Regions from separate parts of the Mus musculus genome. Here all the other regions are linked to region 3. A link is a loop called in an ENCODE intact Hi-C map of the cell type or tissue named here. Cell type or tissue: left cerebral cortex. All regions are shown on one strand. Each heading gives the region's core, and the rest is flanking DNA. Links, peaks and the distances in the headings are about the cores only.

What was found. A loop is a pair of places that touch in the nucleus more often than their neighbours do. Peaks named below come from ENCODE experiments on the same cell type or tissue, not always from the same donor. Only the 100,000 strongest peaks of a DNase experiment are listed, where the experiment ranks them.
Region 1: a loop joins it to region 3, with 2.3 times the contacts of the local background. A loop is called at or near these places in 11 of 42 quality-filtered maps.
Region 2: it touches region 3 in a loop (2.3-fold over the local background); 2 of 42 quality-filtered maps call a loop at or near these places.
Region 4: it touches region 3 in a loop (2.1-fold over the local background); 21 of 42 quality-filtered maps call a loop at or near these places.

The regions. Positions count from the first base shown.
Region 1 is chr4:129,497,006-129,504,659 of GRCm38, forward strand. No RefSeq gene overlaps it. Among named protein-coding and RNA genes, the nearest start is that of Fam229a, 9.6 kb to the left of the region's middle. In left cerebral cortex, for the core only: no CTCF peak of the experiment used is centred there; DNase peaks (open chromatin) are centred at 3,850, 6,043 and 6,547; H3K4me3 peaks cover 1,249 bases; H3K27ac peaks cover 985 bases.
Region 2 is chr4:129,510,684-129,518,337 of GRCm38, forward strand. Marcksl1 (MARCKS-like 1) reads left to right here and starts at 2,898. Exons shown (of 2, transcript NM_010807.4): 1 at 2,898-3,233; 2 at 4,034-5,298. The coding sequence starts at 3,147. The coding sequence ends at 4,549. It overlaps Hdac1 (histone deacetylase 1), which reads right to left. Exons shown (of 14, transcript NM_008228.2): 10 at 7,330-7,438; 11 at 7,110-7,240; 12 at 6,673-6,825; 13 at 6,217-6,265; 14 at 5,421-5,953. The coding sequence ends at 5,926. In left cerebral cortex, for the core only: a CTCF peak has its summit at 3,887 (motif pointing left); DNase peaks (open chromatin) are centred at 2,861, 3,884 and 4,269; H3K4me3 peaks cover 1,320 bases; H3K27ac peaks cover 1,348 bases.
Region 3 is chr4:129,605,488-129,613,141 of GRCm38, forward strand. It overlaps Tmem234 (transmembrane protein 234), which reads left to right. Exons shown (of 5, transcript NM_029748.3): 4 at 1,600-1,692; 5 at 1,969-3,042. The coding sequence ends at 2,063. It overlaps Dcdc2b (doublecortin domain containing 2b), which reads right to left. Exons shown (of 7, transcript NM_001195730.2): 2 at 5,422-5,598; 3 at 4,844-4,990; 4 at 4,729-4,768; 5 at 4,128-4,254; 6 at 3,595-3,698; 7 at 2,443-2,861. The coding sequence ends at 2,844. Among named protein-coding and RNA genes, the nearest start is that of Dcdc2b, 5.0 kb to the right of the region's middle. In left cerebral cortex, for the core only: a CTCF peak has its summit at 3,363 (motif pointing left); DNase peaks (open chromatin) are centred at 2,891, 3,342, 3,723 and 3,928; H3K27ac peaks cover 828 bases.
Region 4 is chr4:129,539,502-129,547,155 of GRCm38, forward strand. It overlaps Hdac1 (histone deacetylase 1), which reads right to left and starts at 3,145. Exons shown (of 14, transcript NM_008228.2): 1 at 3,080-3,145. The coding sequence starts at 3,128. In left cerebral cortex, for the core only: a CTCF peak has its summit at 3,448; DNase peaks (open chromatin) are centred at 2,527 and 3,270; H3K4me3 peaks cover 1,640 bases; H3K27ac peaks cover 951 bases.

The DNA of each region.
Region 1 (7,654 bases), core at 1,721-6,720, 110 kb before region 3:
GTGGGGAAATGGTGTTCCCATGCCCACTGCCCTTTCCCAACCACCACTGAGGACAACCTCAGAGTTATTCCATTCTGGCTCATTTCCTCAACCTCCAGGCTAACATGTCCTGTCCGTATTCCCTGGCACCATTCTGAAGGAGACCCCAGCAGCCATCCAAACTCCTCAGGCAGCCCTCGAAGCACTGCCAGCTTCCTTCCTGCTTGGTTTTTCCAGTCTCCAGCCCCAGAGGAATCACTTCTCCTTAAATCTCTTCAGTGGTTTAAGCACATCAGATACCAGGCAGTTCCTCACAAAGCAATCTTCCTTTTGTTGTTGTTGTTGTTTCGAGGCAGGGTTTCTCTGTGTAGCCCTGGCTGTCCTGGAACTCACTCTGTAGACCAGGCTGGCCTTGAACTCAGAAATCTGCCTGCCTCTGCCTCCCAAGTGCTGGGATTAAAGGCGTGTGAGGCTGTGCCCAGCCTGCTTTGTGCTACTTTTTCGGTTTAGCTCCCTACCTTTAACACAAGTTCCTTAGGGGTGGAATGGCTTCTCTCGGATTCCCACTTACTCCTCAGGTCTCCGCCAGTCTTTCCCTCTCAGGAAAGGCTACCCTGACCACCACCTCTTTCTTGCTCTGTTTAGCCCATGTCTGTGTACTCACTGAGGTATGGGGCTCTGCTATGTTCACCCTAACATTGCTGGGGCCTGGAGCTGGAGGGTGCCTAAGTCTGTGGACTAGACTAGCTAATGACTAGCAAGCAAGGCCCTGTTAGACTGGCAGAGGGACTAACACAACTAAATGGCCTGACTAGGGGTCAGAAATTACTTACACAGGAAAGCACGTCGTGGAGGTGGGAAACGACCAGGCACTAGAATTGTGTGTGAATTTAGTGCTGAAGAGACTGTAGGAGAGGAGAGGGGTGGGGGACAGTAACTGGGTAGAGGGGTAGAAAAGACACACTGGGTGCACACGTGCTTTGGAAGAACAATCCTGGCTGCCCTACTGGGACAGTCATGTAGGAGGATGAAGGATGTCGGCAGAGATAGGAGACTGTTGGGGGCCCCTCCCATCAGGTAACAGACCCTTGGGCCAAGTGGAAGCTTGCACAAGAGAAAGCTAGAGATGCCAGTCTTTCTAGTTGCTTGACGATGAAAATGTAGAGCCAAGCCATGGGGTGGTGGCATATCCTAGTAGCCCAGGAGGCACAGGCAGACAGACGGCTGAGTTCAAGGCCAGACTGATCTACAGAGCAAGTTCCAGAACAGCCAGGGTTATATAGGGAAACCCTATCCGGGAAAAACAAAAACCAACCAAGCAAACAGAAAATAGTCATGTGTATATACTTTTAACCCTCAGATTCTGTCGATAGATAGATAGATAGATAGATAGATAGATAGATAGATAGATAGATAGATAGATAGATGGATGGATGGATGGATGGATGGATGGATGGATGGATGGATATCAGTCACCTGTACTTTATACAGTTCATTTAAGATGCTGGGCTGGGGAGGTGGCTCAGCAGTTCAGAGCACTAAATGCTCTTCCAGAGGACCCACATTTAATCTCCAGGACCCACTCAGCAGTCGAAGTTTACAGGGCACCCAATATCCTCTTCTGGTCTCCATGGGCACCAGGCAAACAGTGGAGCACAGATATACATGCAGGTAAAACACTATATACATTTGATATAAATGAATAATAATAGCAATAATAAAAAGACCCAAGTTTAGACTTCTGGTTCAAGCAAGTATTTCTAAGGGAGGCCATAACTGGGAGATCATAACTGGTGCGATGCCGGAGTGTGACTGTTGTGGTCACACCACCCTGGAAGCCTCCGGGAGTCAGGTAGGGGGGTGGGCAGAGACCAGCTCTCTGACACACACTGAAGGCATGGGAACCCAGGCTTGCCCAGGAATGTTACTAAGACAAAAGCTAGTAAGATAGCAAGAAAAGGAGCCCAGAGTGTCCCCCAAAACAAGGGGAGGGCCCCAAAGTATCTCAAGTGGGAGGGAGGTTCTCACTGTGTGAGTGTCCAGTCAGCCACCGCTGTGGGGTCAAGTCAGATAAAGACTCCAGGCATCCCTCGGATTTAGCAACAAGGAGGTCAGCGATGGCCTTCAGGAGCAGTTCCCAGGGAATGGTCTGGGAGGAAACCAGATTGCAGCAGGGGCTGAGGGGAAGTGCAACAGCCAAGAATGTTGACCTGACTGGGAGCTAGAGAAAGGAGGGGCCAAGGAAGGTTTTCTGTTCCCTCAGAGAGAAGCAGGACCAGAGCCTGTTTGCTGATGGGAAGGAGCCATCTTGGAGAGGCTCAACCAAGGAACAAAGAAGGAACTGGGAGAGGGAGGCAGTCCAAGGAGAGAAAAGCGATCCCTAAATCTGGCTATGCAATTGGGGTGAGGGGAGGGCAAGTCGGGACCTGTGCTGGACTCTGGGGGCTCAGAGGAGCTGCCCACTCTCCTCTGAAGCCTGCGTGAGTCACAAGGGGTTAAATAGTCCATATTGGCGGTGTGCAGAAGGGAGCTAGGCCCGGACAGTCCTCAGAATCTCCGGATCAGGAAGCCAGACCCAGCCTGAGCTCAGAGTCCTAAGCGCAGTGCTTCAACCAGGTCAAGGGCACACAGACTTGTTCTAGCCTTTGTCTTCTGCTATCCCTCCCCAAACCTCAGTGCATTCTTCAGAAAAAAGAGTGAATTAGAACAGATGGAGGGTTTGGGGTCCCCACCCCCACCCCAAGACAGGGTTTTCCTGTGTAGCCCTGGCTCTCCTGGAACTCACTCTGTAGACCAGGCTGGCCTCGAACTTAAAGATCCGCCTGCCTCTGCCCCTGAGTGCCGGCATTAAAGGCGTGTGCCATCACGGGCCGGCAGATGAGAGAAATTTGAAACTTAGAATGGTACAGAAGGGAATTATCATGGAGTCTCTCTGTTCTTCAGCGTCGGATGTGTTTGGAACTATACGGTCGGAGAAGGCCTCTGAGATGTGGGCCCCTGTAAACACAATGACAGGGTTGTGGGAATAGAGGCTGAAGGCCTCTGCGTAGGTAGGGTGTGTGTGTCTTTCTTCAGGCTTTCCTGCTCTCAACTCCACCCTTCCTAAAGGCCGTGGGCCTAAGGGACTGAGGGCCTATCTTGGGGAAAGTTGAAGATTCTGGTGGGGGGTTGGGGTGGGGTGCCCACCAAAGATCAACCCTACCCTAACCCCCTCAGCCACCTGACCCGATGTCTCCAGCTAAAAGCAACGGGCCCGGGGGTACTACGGGCTTTCAGACCGCATGTATTAATTAAATAGTCCAACCCCGGGTCAAGAGGACTGGACATGAAGCTATTCATTGAGACTGCTCACTTCTTGGTGAACTTTTTTCTGTCCCAGTGAGCACTGAAGGAGAATGTCACTGGATAAAACACCTTGACCTGGCAGCAGGTCTCGAGGTTGGAGGAAGGTGCCCAGGTCCTTGGGAAGAGGCAAGTGGGGGTGGGGGAAGCCGGAGTTTCCAATTCCTCTCCGGGTGCCTATCTTTCTAGGTCGAACACAGCGACCTCAACCCATGGCGACTCCTTTCTCCCTTGTATCTCCCGAAGTGATCCATCCCGAAATGCCTGGACCAGAAGCTGTACTTGTAGGACTACCACCGCTGGGCCTCTTTGGAGCCCGCCTCTCGCGGAAGCCGGGGAGACTACTGAGCCCGCAGCGTCACCGCCTGCTGGGTAGTGCCTGTCGCTAGCCCGAGCGCAGGAAGCTGCTCTGTCCGGGCCACCGGCCTGGCGACCTGCTGACGGTGAAAGGACCAACGCTGGTTAAGGCACCCAGACTCAGAAGTGGTTCGGGCAACAGGAAGGGGCTCTAGGGGAAAGAAGGTGTGGCCAGAGGGAGAGGGGCGGGGTTCTCGATTGGGAGGCGGGCCCGGGTCCGGCGGAGCCCTGGAGGAAGTCCGGAGGTCTGGACGCGAGGCGGGACCCTCGGGGCGGGGGGCGGGGCCCGAGGGGGAGGGGAAGGACCTGCGGGGGATTCCAACCCTGTGGAAGGGCGTGGCTGGACCTGGGTACTTGTCCTCCCTCGGGTAAAGGGGCGTGGCGTGGACAGCCAGGTCCCCCCACCTTACTGCCCTGCACAGGGCCCTTCGGGTGGAAGCTCTAGTGGCCTGACACTAACTACCAGTTCCTAGCCTGAAGGAAGAAACTCGGTTTCTTCGCACCCATCCAAGCGGGAGTGAGGGGCGGAACTTGGGAGGAGCCATGGTGGGGGTTGGGGAAGGTCGTGGAGCCAGAAAAAGATCCAGCCTCTGGAGCGTTGACCTCCACTCCATGAGTTTTAAAAAGTAATTTCCTTTTTTTTTTTTTTTTTTTTTTGGAGGAGTAGGTGTGAGATGTAGCCTGTGTAGGGAGGTCGGAGAACAACCCGCGGGAATCATTTCTATCCTTCCGCCATTTGGGTGGTTTTGGGGATTGAATTTAAGTCGGAGGGCTTGTTAGCAAATGCCCTCTGAGCTATCTTGCCTGCCCACGAATGTATCTTTGTTTTTCTTTTCTTTTTTCTTTTTTCTTTTTGTATCTTTCTTTTTAAAGGTTGGCAAACATAGGTGAATTAGGATTACTGCCCCTGGGTAGGGGTGCTTTTCTCCTGAGGAAGCCTACAAGGGGAGTGTACTGTTTGGGTTGGGTTGTGAAAGGAGATTGGAATTTTCTGGGAAGGTATGAGGATGGGCATTGCAGAGAGAAAAAAACAGCATTTAAGGAAGCACAGAGGTGGGATACTACCAAGTCAAGGGTGGAGGAGAGATGGGAGATGCCTATTCACCAAAGAAGGAGCTCAAAACAGTTAACAGCCGGGCATGGTGGTGCACAACCTTTAATCCCAGCACTTGGGAGGCAGAGGCAGGTGGATTTCTGAGTTCGAGGCCAGCCTGGTCTACAGAGTGAGTTCCAGGACAGCCAGGGCTACAAAGAGAAACCCTTTCTGGGGGGTGGGGGGGGGGGACACGACACGACACGACGACACCACCACCAACAAAACAGTTAACAGGCTGGAGAGATGGCTCAGCAGCCTACAGTGTTTGCTGCTCTTCCAGAGAGCCTGAGTTTAGTTCACTATGCATGTTTGTGACTCTTCTGACCTCTGAGGGCATCTTCATTCCAGTAATATACACACAGACACACATATATGCAAGAGAGAGAGAGAGAGAATTGACTGGTAGCACAGGTCTTTAATCCCAAGAAGCAGCCCGGTCTACACAGCGAGTTCCAAGACTGCCAGGGCTACCCAGAGAGACTGTCTCCAAAAAAACTTAACATCAGCTTTGTCTGCAGCTGTTACCTAGGAAGGTCCCAGGACAAGAGTGACTCCAGCCCCAGGGGCTAGTGGGCAAGAAAAGAACAGCTCAGAGTTGGCTTAAAGGACTCTGACAGGGACAATCATCCTGCCTGTGCCTGTGTGCTTCCTATTTCTATATGGCTCTGAAGTGTGTGTGTCTGCCCTGCCTCTGAGCTCCATGTCAGTTTATTTATCAGCCCTGTTTTGGCAGCCTGCCGGGTTTGTTTGTTTGGTTTTTTTTTTTCCTCCACTGAGTTCTTGGGCATCACACCCGGTGAGAAGGGACAGTTGAGGTCCCTTTTCCCTGGAGCTTATACTCTGCTAAGAATAGGCCATAAAAATGCATCAGAGATAAGCAACGAGCTGTATTTGAGAACAGGGATGGGCCAGGTGCTGCTTCATATGGGATAGGCAGGGACCATCTTGCTCATACGTCTAGACAGTGCCTGACACACAGTGGACTCAGTAATGTTGAATCGGTTGATCAGGAAGCTCTGTCGGCTTGGAGACTAAGGGGATCAGCCCTTTCTACCCCCGAGGAAGTACTCAACATGGAGACGGCAGCATATGTCTGGTTGGTGACCCGTATCCTCTGGCTGAAGTACTGCTGTGACTCTACTCCTGTTTGCTGTGTTTGTGATCTCAGGAGATGTGCATTGGGTTTAAACAGGACCCAGGAGGGTCCCCCAGGATAACTGCCCAGGTGATTCACTGCAGCAAAAGACTGGTCTAAGCAGATGGACCTGGCTCTTCCCGGAAGTGCATCGGTCCAAGGACTTTGGCTGCTTTCCAGAATAGTAACATCCTGCAGGCCCTGAAGGAAGTCCTCAGTCCTGTCTAACCACAGCCTCTGCTGAGACGACCTCAGCCTTCCCAGTCCGGTTGCCTTGTGGGCAAAAGGGAGGAGATGGGCTGGCCTCAATGTAGCAGGGTTTGTCTAGACAGAAGGTTCTGGGAAGACCTGACAAGGGTGGGGAGTGGCGATTGCCTGAAAATTCCTCAGAAGAACACCTTAAAGGACAGAGACAGTTGATCGGTTAAGCATCCTGTGCATTCAAAGACGTCCCTATAAGGATGCAAACCCAACCCGGGCAGGGCCAGGGGGAAACAAGGACGGGGCTGAGCCGCTTTGGCCGCAGCCCAGAAGACCGAGACTTAGTTTCCTTTTGCACGAGTTTTCTCTTTAAGCATCAGATTCCATCTGTAGAAGGGAACCATCCGCACCTAAATTGTCCTCAGATGCGGAGCAGAGCCTGGGGCCCACAGACGCTAAATGACTCATCCAAAGACATCAGGGCAAAGACATTTGTGGCTGTTGGAGCTCAGGACACGTGGAATGTTCGGCCAAATTCCCTGTGCCTTGCAGCGTCAGAGGAATGTCACAGGTGTCTGTTTTCTAGGAATCTGGGGATACAGTCTTCGGTCTGTTTGTGTAATGATTCCAAGGCCCACCTGTGCCAAACCAAAGACAAGCAAAGGTGGCCTGGGAACCCCGCACGACCTGGTGTCCCCTATTATGAAGATTACCCCCCTTGCTTCTGGGGGCACTGAGTTTCTGCTCTTGGTGTCCCAGTTAAATAGCTTTGTTTCCCCAGAGCTGCTTCCTCTTGGTGTGTGTGTGTGTGTGTGTGTGTGTGCAGGGAGCTCTCAGTTCTTCCCAGTCATATATAACGTGTTGACTGCTACACCCCCATGGTCCTCCCCCTCCACCCCTGTCATCTGTGAACACCCAGCAGGGCAGACAGAACTCATGCCAAAAAAAAAAAAAAAAAAGGTAGAGAGAGACACAGGCCATCTGAGTGAAAGGTCTCTGGAGGATGACATCACTTGTTTGGGGGCATAGTTGGTCCACTGAAGGGTCAGGAAGGCTCCAGGGATCCCTTGAGCTGTGCTTCTTGATATCTGAGAAGACCCTGAGAGTAGGGGTTTGAGCACAGACCGAAGTATTTCAGGAAGGAGGGCATAGGGGAGAGAGGAGAGATTGGGCAGTTGTGAGCTTCAAGTCTCATCTCAGTCAGGGGCCACCAGACATACAACTAGGTTTGCCTGCTGGCCAAGGTCAGCTGAGGGTCAGAGCTGTGGAGAACACGGGGCTGGAGGGAACTGTAGGGGAGCCATGAACAAGTTTAAAGTAGAGAGGGTCCATGAAAGTAGGTTGGGTCCTGGCCTTCAGGCATCTGCCTGTGCTTGCTCATACAGAGTCTTCCAGGTCCTGTGTGATGCTGAGGCCAGCAGTGGGCCTACCCACACCTCCCCATCAAGGTATGGCTGAAAGTGCCCATGGCCAGAAGAAAGGAGTCTTAGGGTTGCCACTCTGATTGAGACACTCCGTGGGGGCCAGGTGTGGTTGACACATGC
Region 2 (7,654 bases), core at 1,326-6,325, 95 kb before region 3:
CCAATCCATCCCAGTCACTACTCTTTTCCCTCCATCTGGGCAGAACCCACAATTCACTGACCAAAAGCAATTTAGAAGAAGAAAGGGTTTATTTGACTTATAACCCCTAGGTCACGGTCCACAACTGAGGCAAGTCAGGGCGAGAATTCAGGCAGGGGCTTGCAGCCAAACCCACCAAAGAATGCAGCTTGCTGGCTGGCGCATGCTCAGTTAGTTTTCCTACACAAGTCAAGAGCAACTGCTTAGGGAGGGTACCACTCACAGTGGGCTGGGCTCGCACACATACTTAGCAATCAAGGAACCCTCTCTAGCCTCAGAGCAGAAGCCCAGAGACATGCCCACAGGTCAGTCTGAATTAGGCAACTCTTCAGTTGAAGTTTTCTCTACTCCAGTGACCCCTCCAGATCCTCAAGTTAACTGGGACAGTCTACCACAGTTTCCATGGTTCCCTAATGCACACAAGCCCCCCTGGGAAGAGTTTCACAAAAAATAGCCAGTCTTCAGTCTCTTCCTCAGCCTCATATACACTCAGCCCAGTTCCCAGCATACACTCACCAACAGTTACCAACATGCCGTTTCCAGGAAGGCCAAGAATTCACCCTGGAAGTCTCCAAGAGTCACCAGCTGTCACCAAAGCTCTCTAACAAAGATCAAAGATGCAGACTCACAAAACATACAGTAACAAATGTACCTACGTAGGGTCTCTCTCTCTCTTTCTCTCTCTCTCCCTCTTTCACACACACACAAAATCACAAAGTCACACAATCACAAAGCCATAAGAAGAAGTCACACACAGCAAACAGACACACAGTTGCAGACAGGCTCAGCGTCCCGGAACAATGGGTACATTGTCCGGGTTGGCAGCAGCTGGGAGAAAAGAGCCGCAGTGTGGGGGCTGCTGTACTCTGCCTCCACAGCCCCAGCAAGCTTCCCTTTCCCAGAGGTCAGATGCTGCTAGGACCTAGATTTGCTGAGACCCTGGCACCCCCACCTCAGCCTCCAGGGATGTTCAGGGAAGATGTAGAACCTTCCCTGGGACCCAGGCTCTTAGGGGCTCTAGAGCCTCGGGGTCTTTAGCCCTGGTGTTCTTCCCTCCTGGAATCTTCCCAGAGACTTGTCTCTGTCCCCACCAGGCAGTGCCTGGAGAACAGGAGCCTTGAGATCTCCTCCTAACCTCTGACCTCAACCCCCCTCCCCAAGGACTCACACACACACTCCATCTGAGTCCTGCTAGCTAGTACAGGCAGCGCCTGGCAGCACTGTGGGTCTCTTATTGTGGCTGAGACAGAGAGCAGGTCAGAACAACCATCCCTTAGTGGTAACAGGTAGAGAGAGCTGCTGTTCTGTGAGTGACCTGCAGTGGGAACACTGTGACCTTCCCTGTCCCCAAATAATTCTCTTCTTGCTTCTCACCCTCATCTGACAGCCCCATTTCTCAATAGGAAATTCCTAAGGGTTTTTTTTTTTTTTTCACCCTATGCTGCTACCGGTAGCTGCTGTTTTCTTGGGACACGTCACTTTCCTCTTCTGAGCTGGGGGTGAAATGAGAAGACAGTCCTGTAGCATCAGAGTCAGGGTGGGAATGGGCACAGGAGTAAACACAGAATGTGGACACCACCTCATCCCGCTATGGTCACATCTGTGTGCAGTTCCCTGATTTCTCAGGCCCTGGGGTTGTTTGCACCTTACAGCTTCTGGTCTCCCAGGAGGCCTCTCCTAGGACAGAGGGACATATTGGTTGAGCTGTTCAGGACATCAGCCTTTCTTTCACAACCTTCGGCTTCCTCTAGCCTGAAGCCTTTCCTATTGGGGGACAAGAGGAAGTAGCTGTACACATCGGAAAACATATATAGGCTCAGCCAAGGACTCTGGGATTCTAACTGGCCTACCTGGTCCAAAGAAGGAAACAGAGAAGGACCAGGTCTTCAAACAGGGTAGGTTTGGGGGTTTATCCCTAATAGTGTGCCACAGTTGTGGAAGAAATCCAAACGATTCCTGTCACATTCAGGAAGGGGTATTTGGAGTCTGTTGAGCCTCCCTGGCTTTATGGTACCTACCTATATGTGGAAGTCTCAGTGTATGGTCACAGACTCGAGGGGAGGGAAGCCAGGCCTAAGTCAGGTATACTTAAACATCTCTGCGCCCCAGGCTCTTTGCTTACAAAGGGGGATGAAGATGCAATGCCTTCTGGTCAAAGACACACACACACAAACACACACACACACACACACACACACACACACACACACACACACGCACACACACACACACGGCAGTGGGGAGACAGAGAGAGACAGAGACAGAGACCTGGTGATGGATTTAGGTTGTGAGGAGTAAGAGCTGCCACCAACAGACTGAGAAAACCGACTTGTTGGATCTCCATTTTGACCTGAGTTAGGTCAGCCCCCCAGGGTGGCCGCACAGCACATAGACTGACAGGGACGTGGGTGGGACTTGAATTCTGGCCTGAGGGGGCGCCGAACTCAGGGTATGTGTGTGTGTGTGGGTGTGTGTTTGTGTCCGGGCGCGTGAGTTTTGGACAAATTTCTAGAGTGTAACTCAGCACCAGCCGTCTGACGAGTCTGGACATGTGAGCCCTTCCAAGAGTTCAAGGAGCCAGTGTAGAACCAGGGACTGGGGGCCTCTCCACTGTGAAGTATGAGTTAGGCTGAAAGTGGGCTGGGGATGACTGAGTGCTTCTTCATCGACGGCCTCCTCCCAGTCCATCTCCCGGACCGACCGGGAACCTCTCTCATTTCCACACTGAACCCTACTTGCCCCTGGTCGTCCCAAGTGATGGGGGAACCAGACAGCTTGGCACTGCCCACTGCACGAGAGGAACCCGGGCCCGACCCCGCCTCCACCCCGGATTGGGTGCTCATTTAAATGTCCGGCCCCGCCCCGAGCCTCGGGCGCGTACATATAGGCGGCTCGGCGGGCGGCGGGCGGCATTCTGGCGCGGAGCGCAGCAGCAGTGGGCGCAGCTAGCGGGTCGGCTGCGGAGCGGGGGTGCAGTGCGCTTTGCCCCCCGTACCCCTCCCCCTCGGACGCAGCCCCACCCCTCTGCCCGCCGGGCCGTCCCAGCCGAACTATCCCCTGCGGCGCCAGCGCGGGGCGGCTCCGGGCGCCCCCAGCAGACCCCCATCATGGGCAGCCAGAGCTCTAAGGCTCCCCGGGGCGACGTGACCGCCGAGGAGGCAGCGGGCGCTTCCCCCGCGAAGGCCAACGGACAGGTGAGTGCGCTCGGAGCGGCGGATCCCGGCCCCCAGCCCGCCGGCCTCGCCCCCTCTGGGGCCCAGGGCCGGGGCCGCGCGCTTTGTCCGGCCCGGGACACGCGGCGCCCCCTCCCCCGCCCGGTCCCTTTGTTCTCGGCGCCGCAGCCCCCGCGGGCGAACGAGGGGAGGGGCGGGAGGGGGCGCCGGCCGGGCTCGTCGCCTTCTTTGTTCGCGCCCGGCCCGCGGGCGCTGCCCCCAGGCCGCCCCGAAGGCCGCGCGGGAACAAAGGCGCTGCTAGGCCGCACCAAGGGGGCGTCTAGGGCCGTGGGGATGGTACTCGGCGCCCAGGGCGCCCCATCTGGAGCCCCGATCCCGGCAGCCCGCGGTGGCTTTTGAAGCGGTGGGGAGCAGAGATGCGGGGAGACTCTGGGGTGGGTGGGGGCTGATCACACAAAGCGCAAGCCTGGGAAAATAGGCCGTCCAGGTGCGGGGAGGCAGCGCCCCAGGGCTGCTTCCCGCCCAGTAGTGCTGGGCAAGGCTGGCCCGCCGGCGAAGGATCCAGGCCCGGTGAGGTTCCGCGCGGAAAATAGAGAGCGCGCCCCGCGGGAGGGGGGTGGGGGCCCGAACCCCAGCGCCTCCTGCTGGCTGCGCTCGTCCCTGCGCGCCTGTGAGGGGTGAGGGTGATGTTGGATGGGAGTGAGGCCAAAGCCAGACTTGGTTGCCTTTGGATGTCGGCGGTGGCCTGCGAGGGGCCAGAAGCGGGCTGGGGGAGGGGAAGAAGGGCCCGGGCCCTCACTGCTGTCCCCTCTGCCCCGCAGGAGAATGGCCACGTGAGAAGCAATGGAGACTTAACCCCCAAGGGTGAAGGGGAGTCACCACCCGTGAACGGAACAGATGAGGCAGCTGGGGCTACTGGTGATGCCATCGAGCCAGCGCCCCCTAGCCAGGAAGCTGAGGCCAAGGGGGAGGTCGCCCCCAAGGAGACCCCCAAGAAGAAGAAGAAATTCTCTTTCAAGAAGCCTTTCAAATTGAGTGGCCTGTCCTTCAAGAGAAATCGGAAGGAGGGTGGGGGTGATTCCTCAGCCTCCTCGCCAACAGAGGAAGAGCAGGAGCAGGGCGAGATGAGCGCCTGCAGCGACGAGGGCACTGCCCAAGAAGGGAAGGCCGCTGCCACCCCTGAGAGCCAAGAGCCCCAGGCCAAGGGGGCAGAGGCTAGTGCTGCCTCCAAGGAAGGAGACACAGAAGAGGAGGCAGGGCCCCAGGCTGCAGAGCCATCCACTCCCTCGGGCCCAGAGAGTGGCCCCACACCTGCCAGTGCTGAGCAGAATGAGTAGGGGTGGGGACAGGTGGGTGATCTCTAAGCTGCAAAAACTGTGCTGTCCTTGTGAGGTCACTGCCTGGACCTTGTGCCCTGGCTGCCTTCCTGTGCCCAGAAAGGAAGGGGCTTGTTGCCCCCTCCCAGCCACGCTCCCTTTTCGCCCTCCTGTGGATTCTCCCATCAGCCATTTGGTCTTACTCTTAAGGCCAGTTGAAGATGGTCCCTTACGGTTTCCCAAGTTAGGTTAGTGATGTGAGATGCCCTGTCCCTACCTCTTTCCCGAGCCCCATCCCTGCAGAAGGCAATTGCTGGGTTTCCAATTCTTTTCCAAGTTCGTTTTGTTTATCCTGCTTCTCAACCCCCTGAGCCAGAAGTGGGGGCTTATACTCCCAAACCCTGAGTGTCCAGCCTTTCCCCTGTTGAATTCTTAGTCTCTTGTGCTGTGCCTAGTGGCACCTGGGCTGGGGAGGACATTGCCCCATCTGGGTTTTTATAAATGTCTTACTCAAGTTCAAACCTCCAGCTTGTGAAATCAACCATGTCTCTGACTTGATAAGCAAGTGTTAGGCTTCAGGAGGGAGGGAGGTCTGTAATGTGAAACAACTTCTTGTTGTCTTTTTTTTTCCCCCTCCCATTGTTGTAAATAACTTTTAATGGCCAAACCCCAGATTTGTACTTTTTTTTTTTCTAACTGCTAAAACCATTCTTCCACCCGGATTTACTGTAACATTTGGAAAAGGAATAAATGTCGTCCCTTTAGTGATGTTTCATTGAGTGGTCTTCTGGGGTGTGGGTAAGAGGACTGCACCGACCTGGAGGACAAAGGCAGGTAGGTCTGCAAGTGACGCCCCACAAGAGACGGGGAAGAACTTAAACCAACCAGGGCCGAGGGTATAGAAATGAGCTGTTTTATTACAAAGAGTTTCACAAAATGAAAATATCTCAAAAAGGAAGCTAGGCTATCAACCTCCACCTACAGAATTGGGGGAAGACAGGCAATATAAGTTTTTTTGTTTGCCCAAGATGGGTGGGAAGGTATAAACAGAACCAATCTAAAAATGGCTGCTATTACCCAAGCCTGAAAAGGGGTCCTAGGAGACCCAGACCCCTCCTAAAAAGTTTAACAGGGGCATCTTAGCAGAGCTCCTAAGCAGGCACTTGGCAGTTCAGGATTTTTCTCTTCTGGTTGTTTTCTTTCCACGCAAATGGGGGGAGGGGGGTGGCAGGATGGACAAGGTCGCTCTGGGAAGAGCCCTCCTAGCACCACTGCCCTGTGCTCTGGTCCCTGGGGACGTTATAGTTAATATATTTTATATAAATACACAGAGGAATAGAAAATATAAAATCTGAGAAGTGAGGAACTTGGGGAGAAGATGGGGCTGCAGACCTTGCTCAGGCCAACTTGACCTCTTCTTTGACCCTGCAGAGAGAACAGACAGGCATGAGAAAACTCATGCTAGTGGCCCTGAAGCACAAACATGGCTATAGTGACTTCCATAGACCCTGGCTGCCCAGGTGACTGCTGGGAACTGGGCAGAGACATACAGACTCCACCCTTAAAGAGGCCTCTCTCTGTAGGCTGGACCAGCAGCTGTCCCTGCTCTTCCTTCCCTCTCACAGAGGTAGGACACAGAAGGTGATGATGCTCTAGTGCTACAGAGAGCCACCAGCCCCTTTCCTCACCCTTTGGCTTCTGGCTTCTCCTCCTTGGTTTTCTCTTCTTCTGTGACTTCTAGAAAATAAGAGAACAGGTATGCTTGAAGGCTTCTCAGGTAGTCGGACTCCTCTATCCTGAAACCCCTTCTTCAATACCACAGTTCACTGGTTATAGAAAAATGAGAAAAGCCTATCCCAGGTCCTCTGGTGAGGTTGGCTGAAAACAGGTCAGACCGGTTTCCCAGCCTGTTTCAGCAAGAACACAGGCAGAGGCAGCCCCCTGGGAAACTGGGAAAAGGGCTTGGGTGGTATGTGAGCCAGGGTCAGTCAGCCAGCAGAGACCAAGAGTGTCACTGTCACTGTTCTGTGGTTCTCACCACCTCTAGGAGCCACTGAAAGACTCAAGACTCAAACCTCCAGTTTAAGCTCCAAAGGAGCTGGCTGGGTCTGGGTCAGCTCCTTCCTGATCTAATCCAAACTCACCTTTTTTCTCTTCAGGATCTTTCTCTTTCTCATCCTCTGTTTTAACTCTTTTGGCTTTTTTGAAGTTAGAAGAGTTCTTGCGACCACCTTCTCCCTCCTCATCTGAGTCCGAGAACTCTTCCTCACAGGCAATGCGTTTGTCAGAGGAGCAGACTGGGAGGCAGCAGAGAGAGAAACATTGGTATGAGAGCAAGGGGCCCAGTGCCTTCCTGCCACAGATACTGAGTGGCAGAGTACCTGCCTGGATGAGAAGACCCCGGGTTCCATCCCCAGCACCCCTCATCAAGACACCAAGGAAAGCTACCAAGCCGGGTGGAGGCAAGGGGTCTCAAAACAAATGTTTGCACACAGCTGGGCAGCTTGGAGATGGGAAAAGGAGGAAGGGAAGTGCAGAGCTCCCTACTAAGCAGGGGACAGGCCCCTGGAGCTAGTCTTACTGGAGATGCGTTTGTCAGGGTCCTCCTCATCTTCATCCCCACTCTCTTCGGGGATGGCATCCTCAGGGATGGCCTGCATCTGGACCCCAGGGGCATGGGGCAGCATCCTCAAGTTCTCAAAGAGACGCTGCCTACAGGAGAGAGGGTGGATGGGCTGTAGTAGTCAGAGACAAGTCAGAAACTGGCCTGTTAAACTGAGACAACTTGGCAGCACACTCACTTGATCTTCTCCAGGTACTCGTTAGTGTTCTGGTTGGTCATGTTGGAAGGGCTGATGTGAAGCTTGAAATCCGGTCCAAAGTATTCAAAGTAGTCGTTGTAGGGCAGCTCTGCGGGCAACGGGAGAGAACAGTGAAGATAAAGACACGGCCACCACCGGGCCCATGGAAACGCATAGAAAGCTTGCTTTCTCTGGGTCTGCTTACCCACTTAAAAAAAGAGAAGACAGAACAAACTAGGACACATACAAAGTTTTAATCTGTTCTGCTTTGTCTTTTTGAGATAAAGTCTTTCTGCGGCCAAGAGCTTTCTTCTTCTTCTTTTTT
Region 3 (7,654 bases), core at 1,081-6,080:
TTACAATATTCTTAGAGCTCTCTGATAATGTGGTTTAAAAATAGGGCATCACATAGGTTATACTTCTGGAGGACTAGAATTTCATAAACAAGACTGACTAAACTTTTTCTACTTTATAACGTAGATGGTGAAACAATATAATAAAAGAAGTTAGGTGTTAGTATTTGCTATTCATGGAAAGACCAGTTCAGACATTTTCTGTTTAGCTTTAAATGTTTAATGCTTTAAAACTTTAAACACGGGCTGGTGAGATGGCTCAGTGGGTAAGAGCACCCGACTGCTCTTCCGAAGGTTGGAAGTTCAAATCCCAGCAACCACATGGTGGCTCACAACCACCCGTAATGAGATCAGATGCCCTCTTCTGGTGCATCTGAAGATAGCTACAGTGTACTTTACATATAATAAATAAATAAATAAATAAATAAATAAATAAATAAATAAATAAATAAAAAAAACTTTAAACACTTCCAGCCTAAAGCAGGCTGTCATATAAGAAACGTTTGCTTTGAGGCATTCTTTAGATTCTTTAAATCGGAGTTATAGGGCCAAGAACAGTAAAATCTGTTCTGTTTGTATTTTCTTCTCTCTCTCTCTTTTTTTTTTTCGAGACAGGGTTTCTCTGTGTAGCCCTGGCTGTCCTGGAACTCACTTTGTAGACCAGGCTGGCCTCGAACTCAGAAATCTGCCTGCCTCTGCCTCCCAAGTGCTGGGATTAAAGCCGTGCGTCACCACTGCCCGGCAACTGTTTGTATTTTCTAGTTGTGACTGAACCTGTTACCCTGGACATGTAATGAAAAACTCAAACACATAATCCGTACTTCCTGGTTAATCAGTGTCTGTCTGTGTTCTGTGAAGCCTGTGTAAAGAAAGAAGGTCCTAAGTCAGAGCTGAGGCTCCCAAGCACCTTGTCTGACTCGTTCTCTCCCCAAGACTCCTGGTTTCCTGTACAGGCCACTGTCCGACCTTTCCCAACCTCCACACAAGTGCTGGGGTGAGCCAGACACAGATCTCTGCGCTTAGCAGGCTCTTTACTGACCAAGTGTGTCCCCAGTATGCGTCCCATACTTTTTAGTATTCCTGCTATGTGGCCCAGGCTGACCTCAAACTTGATCTTCCTGCCTCAGCCTCCTTGTGGCTGGGATTGTAGCTCTGTTTCTCAGCATCTGCTTCATGTGTCATAGTTTTATTTCTTTTCCAGATAGAATGTTGCTATGTAGCCCAGCTGTCCGGGAACTCCTGAGGAAAACAGGCTGGCCTGAACTCGGAGATCGGCCTGCTTCTGCTTCCAGAGTGATTGAATTAAAAATGTGTCTTTTTTTGCCAGGCGTGGTGGTGCACGCCTTTAATCCCAGCACTTGGGAGGCAGAGGCAGGCGGATTTCTGAGTTCGAGGCCAGCCTGGTCTACAGAGTGAGTTCCAGGACAGCCAGGGCTACAGAGAAACCCTGGAAAACCAAAAACCAAAACCAAAACAAAAATGTGTCACTGTGACTATCTTGTGGTGACCAACTGTGATGAAGAGGAGAGGGAAGAGGGCATGCTGCAAATATTTTATCCTGAGAAAGACATTCTAGGAATTTTTCTTGTTCTAATTGCTCAGATCTGACGTTAGCTGTGCCCATCTGCAACTCTCTGGCCATCGTCTTTACACTGATTGTTGGGAAGGTCCTTGGAGAAGATATTGGTGGGAAAGGTAAGTTGGGTGGCTGCACGTCAGGGCATGGTTGCTTGGGCCTTGGCATACATGAACATTTTCCCGATTCTGACTCCCATGGGTGGTGAGGAGAGGCCTTCCCTCACGTTGCCCTTTGTTCTACCACAGCTCTCCTGCTTGCTTGTGGCCCGCAGTCTCCTTTCCCTGAGCAATCTGGGGGCAGGGGCTGGGATGAGAACCAGGACCAGGGGTCACCATCTTGTCTTCTTCCTTGGCCCCACTGACCCCAACCCCTTGACGGGTTCTTTATCGCAGAAGCAGTGGCTGGCATGGTGCTCACCATCACAGGGATCACCGTGTGCATCACAAGCTCGGTGAGCAAGACCCAGGGCCAACCGTCGCACTCCTGAGTGGGCCAACCCCGACCGTCAGCTCTGCTGTGCTCGGTGGATGCTGGGCCCAAGGTGTAGGCAGAATGATTGGCCAGCTGGCCTCTCTCATCTCTCAGATCATGTCTATCTCAGGGGCCACAATAAGAAACATACTCTCCATAGTGCCAAGGCTACACAGAAACCCTGCCTCAAAAAAACAAGCAAAGCCGGGCGTGGTGGCGCACGCCTTTAATCCCAGCACTTGGGAGGCAGAGGCAGGCGGATTTCTGAGTTCCAGGCCAGCCTGGTCTACAGAGTGAGTCCAGGACAGCCAGGGCTATACAGAGAACCCTGTCTCGAAAAACCAAAAAAAAAAAAAAACCCAAAACAAACAAACAAGACGAAGGGCAGCACTGGGAAGGTTTTGTAACCTTTAGTGGGTTCCACGGTTGAGATTTAGCACTGGAGCCAGGCATGGTGGTATACTCCATTAATCACTCAGGAGGCAGAGGCAGGTGGATCTCTGTGAGTTTGAGGTCAGCCTGGTCTACAAAGCAAGTTCCAGGACAGCCAGGGCTACACAGAGAAACCCTGTCTTGGAAAACCAAAAAGAAGAAAAGCATTAAAAGGATTTAGCACTGGAGACTGTACAGCCACCCTCAGCTGCCATCTTTGTCTTCCTGCTGCCACCTCAGGCAGCTGTTACTCAGCCTCCGTTACCTGCTGTAGACTGTCAGCATCCTCACACAGCGCCTCCATTACATGGAAAGGGCTGGCTGCAGTCTCAACCAGGAATGGCCAGAAGCCTCCACAGCTCCATTACAGTGCTTTGGCTGGCTGAAGGTGGGATTTGGGGACAGAAGTTACATCAGAATGTCAGATGGAAGAAAAACAAGCTGGCCCTGGGCAAAATGCTCAACTGTCAGCCCCGCAAGTAGACAGCTGTGTGCCGGACACCACCTAGCTGCAGCAAACATCTGGCCAGCAGCAGCTTTCAATAAATCTACAGCAAACAAAGCTTAGCAAATGTTTTATTTGTGTTGAGTATGCAGTGTCTCTGGCAGGATCACATGAGGAGGTAGCCTCCACAGAACCTGCCTGTGGGCCTGTGACTGAGGAGGCCACACCTACTGTGAGCCCAGGAGGCATGGCTTCTCCAGAACAGGTTGCTGAGGGCTGGGGACAGAGGTGGCTGGGAGTGGTTGTCCCCCAGTTTGTATCTGGAGCTCCCAGCTCTTAAGATGGAGGAGCATGGGCGGAGGTTGGGGCTACAGCTTCAGGCCCAGGCTGGTGTTGCGCAGACAAGGCCTCTTCTGCTGTCTCTGCTGCCCTCTGGTGGATGTGTGGAGACATACAGAGCTATGTGTGTGCCCAATTTGCATGGACTGCCAGAGGTCCCCAACCAGGAAAGGCGACTACTGGATATTTGAACGCCTCACAAGGGAAACAGGAAGCCAGGCTTTCAGATTTAGATCTGCTTAGCCACCAGGAAGACGAGCCTTGGAGCCCAGACTTTAGCTCAGATCTCTGCCCATCTTAAGGCTCCCTGGTGTCCATGTGATGGGCTTACCTGATCCACAGGCTCCTCTGTGCGTGTGTTCTCATCCTCATTCACTTCCTGAGCCCCAGCCGTCTCCTTCCTCGGGTATGGAGCCCCATACACTCCCGTAACTCCTAATAAAGAGGCAGCATTGGCCGATGCCCAGGCTGTAGGGCCCTCAGGCTCCTGTGCCTTCACCTGCTACACCAGTTGGTTCCCCGCAGCTGTGTCCACATTCGCCAACGCCTCGGAGGGTGACTGCCTGTGTGACGGTGGAAGGAGGGAACTGACTCCACAGAGTTGTCCTCTGACCTCTACATGGCCATGGCCTGCATGTGCCCATGTGCGTGTGTACACACAACAGTGAATACAGACGGAAATAGAAGCAAGGGACATGCAGGTAGAGGGGTGGCACATAGCTCTGCTGACTCATTCTGCTGCAGACATCTCCCAGCAGCAGCAAGGCCCATCCTCTCACGTCAGAGGGGGACTAATGTGAGAGCTTTCCTAGTTTGTGTAAGCACAGGTGCTGATGCAAAGGGCCAGCCCCAGGGCCCCCTCACCTGATGGAGATGAGAGAGCAGGGAGCTTGCTCCAGGGCTGCTGGGGCCTGGCATAGAAAGTGGATGGCCCAGTTTCCCCTGGCTCCTTTGGAAAAGGCTGGGCTGCTGAGGCCTTGTAGCCCTGGACCTATAGATGGGACACTGGGTTAGAGCTTCGTATGTTTTCATCTTTCTCACTTCCCAGTCTACGCTTCGGTGTGCCTTGCTGCCTGTGCAAGCTTGGGAGAGGCCGTGTGCCTTCTTCATAGCCTGCAGCCTGCCTGCCTTCATTCCTACCAGGCTGTCTATCCAGAAATAGTTGAATTGACGCTGGCATTCAGAGATGCCCAGTGAAACCAGGCTGCTTTCTACTCTTGGGCCACATATGCACTGGCTCATCTGGAGGAACAGAGGCCTGGAACAGGGCCGTGAGTGGAAGGTTGGGCCCTGCTCTGCCCAGTAGCCAGTTCCAACACCCAGCCTCGTGAGGAGGCCTTTTTGCCTAGGCTTGAGAACTTGAGTTCCCACCCCAAGGAAGGGGGGAGGGATGGAATCCTGGCTTTTCAGGCTTGCTGAGCAGGTGCATGGGGTGTGGTGTGCGGGTGTTCCGGTTGACACCTACCCTCTTCCTGTGGGCTTTGTACTTCAGGCCTGGAGGACACCTGCAGTGAAGGGGAGGTTAGAGGTGGGTCAGAGGGCACTCACTTCCTGTGATCCTCCACCTCAGACAAACCTACCAGCAGCCCCTGGACAGAGAGGGGCTGGGCACCAGCAGCTCCATATAGGGCAGGGCCTTGAATTCTTCTTCTCCAACAGCCACGTAGTAATGGCCGTTCACCAGAGCAGTCCCTGTGGACAGTGGAAGCCCCTCGAGGGTGCAGAGTCTGTGAGGAGAGGTAACAAGAAAGAGCTGGTGGGTGAAAGGCAACTTCCTACCCAGTAGGCACTGTGCTCCAGCAGAGGACCTGAGTCTGGTCCTCCAGGCAACAGTCAACATAGGCTCTGCCCTGACTAGAAGGGCTGGGTTAGGAAACGCAGCTGTCCTGGGTCATGGGACTTGACATGGACATAGCTGTCCTCAGGGGCATAGGAGGAAGGCCTGCTGGACAGCACACACCCTCCCCAGGAGCAGACACACACAGTGGCGTTCCTTAGGGTGCATTCTCCCTTGTTCCATACTCGTGTACAGCCCCCCCTCACCCCCCACCCCGTGCTCACTGTGTACAGCCCCCCCTGCTCACTGTGTACAGCCCCCCCCCCATGTTCACTTGTGTACAGCCCCACCGTGTAACATTGCCCCTTGTCCTATACTCACTTGTGTACAGCCCCACTCTGTAACGTAACCTTCTCACTGAGCAGCTTCAACACCGTGTCCCAGTCCTGGATGGCAGTCTGGGACAGCTTTAGACTAAAGGGGGGACTTAGCAGGTCCCCGTTCCTGAACACACTGAGACAGAGAACAGCCAAGTAAGGGGAAGGATCCCCGAGACTCCTGTGTGAAAGGGGTGCAAGAACCAAATGGTCCAAGAACCATTCTCATGTTGGGTTTTTAATCTTTCTATTGGAATTGGAGCTCCTGAAAAAAGAGCCTACTCCTACTTTCTTGGCCTCAGGGAGGCACAAGTCTACACCCCCCATCACCCCCCTGCTCTCTGAGGTTGGCACTCACTGGATGTAGCAGGGGGCGTCTGCTGGCAACCACTGTCCAAAGACCCCATCACATGGGCGCTGAGACACAGGAGGCTCCTGAAACCAAGTCAGCTCTTCAAGTCAGAAGTTCAGGACTTTGGTTGAGACTGGGTGGTTCTAAACATGGGCTGAGCAGGCAGGACCCAAACTTGTGCAGGAGAGTAGTGAGCAGGGATGAGTCTGGTCACACCTTTCTGACAGGAGCATCTGTGCTTCCTGGGTCACATAACTCCTGTCTTCTGCCCTTGTGTCTTACCATTTACTTATTCCTTTGGGGACCATGGCCTGGAGATTACGTAAAAGACTGGGACTGAGCCAGGGATAGTGTCCTCAAGTCCCACAACCCAGGACAGCAGCAGGTTCTAGAGTGAGTGTGATGTGCCCCCTGAAATCACAACTCTTGCTGCTTCCAGAACCCTGTTCAAAATTCGAGCAGTCCCAGGGATGGGACGAGAGAGGCTACAGACAGTGGCCCCCCAGACTTACATGTTGTTGCCTAGTCTTTCCACCTGGGTGTTTCATTCCAGGAGGCAAATAGCTGAAAGGACAGATAGGTCCTAGGTCACCTTAAGAAAGTGTAAACCTTTGCCATCCAGGTTTATACCCATCAAAGCCAAGACTCTATCATCATCATGGCTGCTCTGCGGAGTCTATTCTGCAGGCTGACCTTTCCCTTGACAACTTTGCAATGGGTATGGTGGCATATGCCTTTAATTCTAGCACTCCTTTGACTAGGCATTGGTGGCACACACCTTTAACCTCAGATCTGGGAGGCAGAGGCAGGTGGATCTTTGTGTTCAAGGGCAGCCTGGTCTATGGAGTGAGAATTAGGACAGCCAAGGTTATATAGATAAGAACCTGTCTCAAAACAAAAACAGTCCTAGCACTCCAGAGGCAGTGGCAGGGGGATCTCTGAGCTTGAGAGCCGCCTGATCTACCTAGTGAGATCCAGGCTAGCCAGAGTTAGAAAGTGAGACTGAGATGGGAGGGTGGAATTTCCCCAGGTTAGCCTCTACTCTGAGTGTAGTGGAAGATGATCTTCAACTTCGGACCCTCCTACCTCTGTGTACCATGTGCGAGGATTATGGGCCTACAGTAGTTATTAGCCTGCCTCCAGATTCTTTCATTTGACCTCCTGCCCACCCGCCACAGCAAACAGTCATCTCTTCATACTTCTTCCTGGTACAGCTAAACATCTGACTCTCCCTTAGGCTGGGACTGTCCTCTGCAGGGTGAGGCAATCTTCCAGTAGCTTCCCAGCATCCTAAGCATCCCTCCTCACTGGAGCACTTTCTTTTTTTTTAAAGAAAGAATTATTATTATACATAAGTACACTGTAGCTGTCTTTAGATGTGCCAGAAGAGGGCATCAGATCTCATTACAGATCCACCATGTGGTTGCTGGGATTTGAACTCAGGACCTTCAGAAAAACAAACGGTGCTCTTAATCACTGAGCCATCTCACCAGCCCGAGCACTCTCTTTTTGAACCAGGAATGTAGATATCTGAGCCTGACTTAGGGTCTCTGAGTACCGAGTAAGGCTGTAAATTCAGGTGGACTTTAGGTACACCACGGTTGGAGGCCAAAGGCAAGCATGAAGTATCTTACTTTAGTCCAGAAATTCCCCAGTCATGCATGAGGTGACTTTTTTTTTTTTGTATAATAGTCAAAGAAGCGACTTTTTCAAGATTACACAGGAAGTGACTGAGTCCAGACACCTTGTTCCTTCCCTATAGTAAACTCCTCCACTGAGCTCTCAGAGCAGACGTGGAGGCTCAGGCTGAGTTGGAAGCTCTGATCTCACTGTTCTCCTGCTAAGGAAGACAGTCTCATCTTGCACAGTCTCATCTTGCAGAGAT
Region 4 (7,654 bases), core at 1,485-6,484, 66 kb before region 3:
AAAAAAAACAAAAAAAAAACAATACTTCCTCTCTTAGAAGGGTGTAGTGGTACACACCTTTAGTGTAAGCGCTCTGGAGGCAGAGGCGGATGGGTCTCAGTTAGTTCCAGGCCAAGCAGAATACACAGAGAGAGACCCTGTCTCAAAAATAAAATTGCAAACTAGCTGGGCAGTGGTGGCCCACACCTTTAGCCCCAGCACTTGGGAGGCAGAAGCAGGTGAATTTCTGAGCTGGAGGCCAGCCTGGTCTACAGAGTGAGTTCCAGGACAGCCAGGGCTACACAGAGAAACCCTGTCTCAAAAAACCAATCAATCAAAAAATTGCAAGCTAAAGTATCCTCTTCTCTCCAATCTAGCTTCCGCCCCAATCCCTCCCAGCACTTCCCCATTAGTGCAGGCTTTAGTCCCAGCAGGAAAACTAGGTGGCAGATCTCCTTGAGTTCACAGCTGCCTCGTCTAATAGACCAGTTCTAGGACAGTCTTTTGTGTGTGTGAAGTTTTGCCTGCATGTATGTCCAAGCACCACATTCCCATCTAGCACTTGAAGCGCGAAGAGGTCACTGGATTCCTTCCAACTGGAGTTACAAGTGGCTGTGGGGGGCCCTGGGAATTGAGCGCAGCATCTCAGTAGGAAATGCTCTAAACTGGTGTGTGTGTGTGGTATGGATGTACCCGTGAGTGCAGGGCGGTGTGGAAGCCAGAAGAGGGCGCTGGGTCCCTGTAGCTGGAGTCACAGGCATCTGTGAGCCTCCCAAGGTGGATGCTAGGAACTGAGCTTTGTCCTCTGCAAGGGCTGTACACACTACCAACTACTGAGCCATCTCTCAGGGCCCTGCTTTCTCCAGTTAACAAAGCAAGGAAAACCTCTGCAAGGAAGTATTAGGGCTGGCCTTTAATCCCAGCACCTGAGAGGCAGAGAAAGGAGGATCTCTGTGAGTCCAAGAACAATCTAGTGGTCTACAGCACCAGTTTCAGGACAGCCAGGGCTATACAGAGAAATCCTGTCTTGAAGAAAAAAAGAGAGAAAAGGAGGGGAAATTATGTAATTCTATTATAATCTCAAAAAAAATTATGGGGCTGGAGAGATGGCTCACCAGTTGGGAGCACATACTGATCTTCCAGAGGTCCTGGGTTCGTTTCCCAGCAACCACATGGTGGCTCACAACCATCTGTAATGAGATCTGGTGTGTCTAAAGACATCTACAGTGTGCTCACATACATAAAATAAATAATTCTTTAAAAAAATTATGCCTATTATACTACCCAATCTTTTAGGAAGTGGAGATAAGGAGACTTTTCTCCAAGAAATGTATTATCTACAAAAAACAAGAAGAAGAAAAAAAATTCCCAGCACTTGGTGGCCAGAGGCAGACGGATTTCTAAGTTTGAGGCCAGCCTGGTCTAGAGAGTAAGTTCCAGGACAGCCAGGGCTACGCAGAGAAACTGTCTCAAAAAACCAAAACCAAACCAAACCAAACCAAACAAACAAAAAGAACCGAAACAAAAAATGAGGCTGCTAGACAGTGGTGCACCCCTTTAATACTCAGGAGGCAGAGGCAGGGGGATCTCTCTGAGTTCAGAGGCCAGCCTAGTTGGTCTACAAAGCAACTTCCAGGACAGCTAGGGCTGTTAGAGACAGACCCTGCCTTAAAAACAAAACAGAACAGAAACAAGAAGACACCAGGCTTGGTGGCTCCGTCACCCCACAGCACTGGGAAAGACTGAAACAGGAATGTGGCTAACAGTTGAAAGACAGCATAGTGAAAGAGCAATCAGGACCACTGAACCTTCTTAGTCCACTTCTTCAGAATTAAAACAGGCCAGGGTTGTGGCACATGCCTTTAATCCTAGCACTCGGGAGGGGGGTAGGATAAATCTCTTCCAGTAGGAAGCAAACCTGGTCTACAAAGTGAGTTCCAGGCTAGCCAGGGTTACACAGAGGCCATTTCCAAAAAAAAAAAAAAAGTATCAACATAGCTCTTCACCCTCTACAACTGGAGTTATAACACCCTTTTCTAATCCAGCTAAAATTACTATCTGAATTATTTTATACCGACAATTACCAAAAAATATCTGTCTTCTAAATTTCAGATCTAAACAGCCAACCGCCTACTGGCTGGCTGGCTAGATGTCCCCTGAACAACTCAACTGCTATTCCCAAAACACAAATGCTGGACCAAGTGGTGTAAGCCTGGAGTCAAGAGTAAGAAGAAGGGGCTTAATCCAAGACCAGCTGAGTTACACTGTGAGACCCTTTCTCAGATAAAGGTGCTGTCCCCTCCCCCTGCTGTTGGCTCCACTTGCCAGGGCCTGGCTTGTAACTCCAGTTCTTGGGTCCTAAGCACTGACACACAACCTGCTCCTCTCAGGTTGGGCTGAGGCTCCTGCTGTGTTCTCCTCCACCCCACATTCCCTTGTCCCAGCGCTAACACCGAAAGATACCTGTGACATTGTCTAGCTCCCCCTTCAGACGGGAACTCAACACAGGAAATGTGCCTCGATGAGCCCTCCAGCCCCAACAGAAACACAACCCAGGACAGAGTAAGATGCTCGCGCTGGCTCAATGAAAAGTCGTTTTAACAAGTTTCATGCACCTCTCTTCTTGCATCCCCGGGGAGCCCCATTTCCCAACTAGCAACTGCAGGCCCTACTCATAGACTTGGGGGATGGAGTGGGGGAGGGGATGAGTGGCCAGTCCTGCAGAACTCACCAAAAGAAAGAAAGAAAAAGAGAGAGAGTGAATGGGGACAGTGAAAAACCTTTGTATTCTCAGCAGGGGAAGATATCCAGGCAAACCGTCTCCATCATATTCCGATCCCCGCCGCCACTTAGGCTTCCCTCCAGGAATCCCACTCCAACTTCAGGTCGGATTCCCCGAGAATCTCCGCCACCGGGATTACCGCAGACTACCCCTTCCACGACCCCCACCTCATCTCCGGCCTCAGCCTCGACTTCCTCTCTCCAACCTCCTCCTTCAGCCTCGACTTTCCCTCAGCCTCCCCGGGGCTTCAGCCTCCTCCCAGCCTCCTCCCCCAGCCTTTCCCCAACGCCCGGCCCGCGCCGCCCACCCGCAGCTCACCGTCGTAGTAGTAACAGACTTTCCTCTTGGTGCCCTGAGTCTGCGCCATCTTGCTCGCCGCCCGGCCCTCCCGTCAGTCTGTCCGCCCGCCCGCCCGCGGCTCCTTACGGCGTCCGACCAGGGGGAGGGGCCGGCCTCGAAGCCCCGCCCACCCCCGGGATCACCTATAGCCGCACAGCCCGGGCCTCACTCTAACCAATCGGCATGCGCGGGGTCGGGCCCGGAACTCGGCGGGGGGCAAGGGCAGCTTAGAGAAGCCACCGCGGGCCCCCTGGGCCTGTACCAAAGTCCGGCGCGGAGGGGTGGGGGAGACCGGGGGCCGTACCATCGAGTCCCGGGAGAGGGAGTCGGCTCCGTAAACTCTGCAGCCCGCTTCACAGTTGGGAGCGTGTGCAAAGATCAGAGGCCAACTTTCTCGTTTTACCGAGAATACGCCGAGGCTTCCCGGGGAAAGATGCTTGCGCAAGGTCACGCAGCTAAAAGACTAGGTTTGGTCTGGATTAGAACTGGAGAGAGAAATGAATGGCAAGGAACAGAAAGAAAATATCCAGAGGCCTACTGTAGTGGGGCAAGACCTTTATGTGCTCATAAGTTCTGACGGACTTTTCTTTTTTAATGTCAAAGCTCGTTTTCAGTTGGGCGTGGTTGCTATGTCTTTGATCCCAGCACTCAGGAGGCAGAGTCAGGAAGATCTCTGTAATCTGAGGCCAACTTGCTCTCCGTAGTGAAAGCATGTCTCAAAAAATAACAAAACAATTTTACAGGTAAAGCTGAAGAGCTTATTCAGTGTTACAAATTAAATTCCGTCTCCAATTGTACATATTTTTTTTAAAAAAAGACAAAATCCAATATGCCCGAGCACTGTGACAAAGTAACAGAACTTGGTGTTTAGTTTTTAATTTACTGGAGGGAGTGTTGGAGGGAGTGTTCCTATGTAATGGCTCTGGGTGGGGGCGGGGCGATCCATCCAGAAAATTTGGGTCAGGCATGGTGGCAGCAACCATCTCACCTACCCAGAACTTAATTTTTCTAAACTGAAAGCCTAAGTTGTTGTTTGGGGGGGACGTGGGGGTGGGGGGGCGGGGTTGTTTCTTCGTTTGTTTTTGCTTTTTTGTTTGTTTGTTTGTTTTTCAAGATAGGGTTTCTCTGTATAGCCCTGGCTGTCCTGGAACTCACTTTGTAGACCAGGCTGGGCTCGAACTCAGACATCTGCCTGCCTCTGCCTCCGGAGTGCTGTGATTAAAGGCATGCCCCACCACACCTGCCTTTTTTTTTTTTAAAGATTTATTTATTTATTTATTTATTTATTAAGTACACTGTAGCTGCCTTCAGACACACACCAGACCAGAAGGGCGTCAGATCTCCTTATTTCAACTGAGTCTTCGACTCAGAAATCTGCCTGCCTCTATCCCCAGAGTGGGTGGCATATGTCTTTAATCCCAACACTTGAGAGGCAGAGGCAGGCTGATTTCTAAATTTGAGGCCAGCCTGGTCTACACAGTGAGTTCCAGGACAGACGTGGCTATACAGAGAAACCGTGTCTGGGGGGTGGGGGGGGAACCAACAACAACAACAAAAAAAAAGACCTTCACCACTCCCCCACCCTCAAGCCATGCCAGCAAAATTTCTTAACCTTGAATTACTTACACTCTTTGTTGTAGGGGCTGTCTTCGGGCCTTTTAGATGTTAATTGACTGCTTGGCCTTCTTCTATACCAGTAGCAACACCCCACACACGCCCTTACTGTGACACCCAAAATTGTCCTTACACATTGACAAATGTCTGGGAGTGTCTAAATGGCAGAAAACCACCATCTCCCATGCTCCTACAAAACCTGAATCCGTCAATCTTCAAGTAGCCATTATTGATCCACCAAAAGGCTCTGTGCTGAGTTTTTTGTTTTTTGGGGTTTGTTTGTTTGTTTGTTTGTTTCCTACAACAGTTGGACATAGTAGCACACGAGTTTAATACCAGCACTGGACTGTAGATCTCTGTGAATGGAAGCCACCCTAGTCTACATAGTGAGTTCCAAGACAGCCAGAGCTACACAATGAAGCCCTGTTCTGAAAAGCTGGGATTGAGGCTTGCACCACAACCCCCAGCCCTTGTATGCTCAGCGTCACTCCCTTGGGAATTGCACAGGGCCTTTAGTGACAGGGAGGCTGTGTGATGGCAGAGGGCCAGGACACAGACTTCCATTTCTACACCCCTGCTACTCTTCTGGCTTTAGGTGGGTCTCCTCATCATTTCTAGGCCTCCTTTCCCATCTTTGCAGTGTAGACAGAAGAGGACTCCAAAGTTTCCCCACTCCATGGCTGTCCACAGTACCCACTATAGGACAGAATCATGGGTATTGAAGCATTTGTAAGATGTAGAGCAAGGGTTACAACCTCACATGCCCGCAGAGGCCAGGCACGTGGTATAAATGAATGAGTTTATATTCTTATGGCTCAGATATTGTTTGTTTGCTCATTTTAAAGCTTGGAGCTTTTAACTTCCTTACAGGAATATATGACCTCTTGCTTTTTTGATCAAACATACTGCCATCTCTGAGTTTAACTTTTTAAGCTCAGACTTTTTTTTTTAATTTTTGATTTTTTAAAAATTTTCTTTCTTTACTTTCCTCTTTATCCCAAGAACAGCAGCACCAAGTTTGGTGATAAATAGCTATTAACACTTGGCTTAGGATAGTAGTGGGTGGAAGGGACCCTGGCAGGGATGGAAAACTCATGTCACAACTAAACTGGATGGCCAGTACTTGCTCCACTAGGACAGACAAACCCAGGAAACCAAACCTCTCATTGTTGAAGAGACAGCCCAGATCTAGAGTTTTACATATAAAATCTTCCCAGTTTTAGAAATTAGCTAAGTGAATTCACTTATTTTTAAAATGCAGGTGAAAATACTGAACCCTGTTGGGCATGTCTGTAATCCTGGCGCTCAGGACCCAAATATAGGAAAGTCAGGAGTTCAGGGGAGCCAGGCCACAAAGCAAGAGCAAACAAACGAAGCCTTCTTGGACTGGAGGTGTCCCTAATGTCAAAACTGGTGGAGCGTTGGCTAAGCATACATAAGGCTTTATCCAAGGTTAAGGTTCTCCAACCTTAGCACAAAAATCTCTACCACTGGGGCTGGGGAGATGGTTCAGCGGTTAGGAGCACTGACTATTCTTCAAGAGGCCCTGAAGCCGGGTGGTGGTGGCACACGCCTTTAATCCCAGCACTTGGGAGGCAGAGGCAGATGGATTTCTGAGTTCAAGGCCAGCCAGTTCAAGGTCTAGAAAGTGAGTTCCAGGACAGCCAGAGCTATACAGAGAAACCCTGTCTCGAAAAACCAAAAAAAAAAAAAAAGAAAGAAAGAAAGAAAGAAAGAAAGAAAGGAAGGAAGGAAGGAAGGAAGGAAGGAAGAAAGAAAGAAAGAAAGAAAGAAAGAAAGAAAGAAAGAAAGAAAGAAAGAAAGAAAGAAAGAAAGAAAGAAAGAAAGAAAGAAAGGAAGAAAAAGAAAGAGAAAAAGAAAAAGAAAAAGAAAGAGAAAAAAAACTGATGGCCGCGTATAAAAGGGAGGTAACTCATTCACACTTACTGTTTAGGTGAAGTGAAGTTGGATCAGAGGGGTAAAGAATGCTGGCCTGGGCACTCGGGAGGCAGAAGCAGGCGGATTTCTGAGTTCGAGGCCAGCCTGGTCTACAAAGTGAGTTCCAGGACAGCCAGGGCTACACAGAGAAACCCTGTCTCAAAAAAAAAAAAAAAAAAAAAAAAAAAAAAAAAAAAGAATGCTGGCCTGAGCTTCTTTGGTAAAGGTCCTTGTCTTAAATTTGAGGATACGAGTTTGCTGCTCAAGACCCACAAGGTAGAAAGACAGGACTGACTCTCTAACGTTGTCCTCTGACTCTGGGGATATGCAGTTTTACACCAAGACTCCACCATGACATGCACGTCTGAGCACGCGCACACACACAAACACACACACATATATACACACTTTTGTAAAAAGGTCAGACTTTCATTTATCCCGACTCTCACCCCAACTCAGGGTTTCTCTCTTTATTTGTTTGTTTTTCGGGTGAAATGTCCTTTAGGAGTGCTGGGCCTTCCTAGCTCCGGGACATTAGGATAAGAGATCAGGCAGAAGTCAACAGAACAAAGAACGGTCCTTGCACTTACTTTAAAGGTAAGAGATGTCTGGCTTTAGATGGGAGGGGATCTCTGAGCTTGGGCCAGTAGCAGTGCTAGATTGGCTATAAAGCCATAAGCTAGGAAATAAATCCTGTTGTACCATCGTACAACATGCTAGGAGCATCTGAGAGAAAGTTCTAGATAGGACACAAGCTGTGACTCATCTGTTCTACAGGGCAGCAGCTGTGATCTAACCTTTTAGAGCATATATATGATCTTCACACACACACACACACACACACACACACACACACTTTAGTAGTAGACATGGTAGTTTAGACTGATGTCTCAGCTGTTAGGAGCACTTGCTGCTCGCACAGAAGACTGTTCCCAGCACCCCATGGTGGCACACAATTATCCCTAACTTCATTTCCAACATCTGCTTCCAAGGGCACTAGAT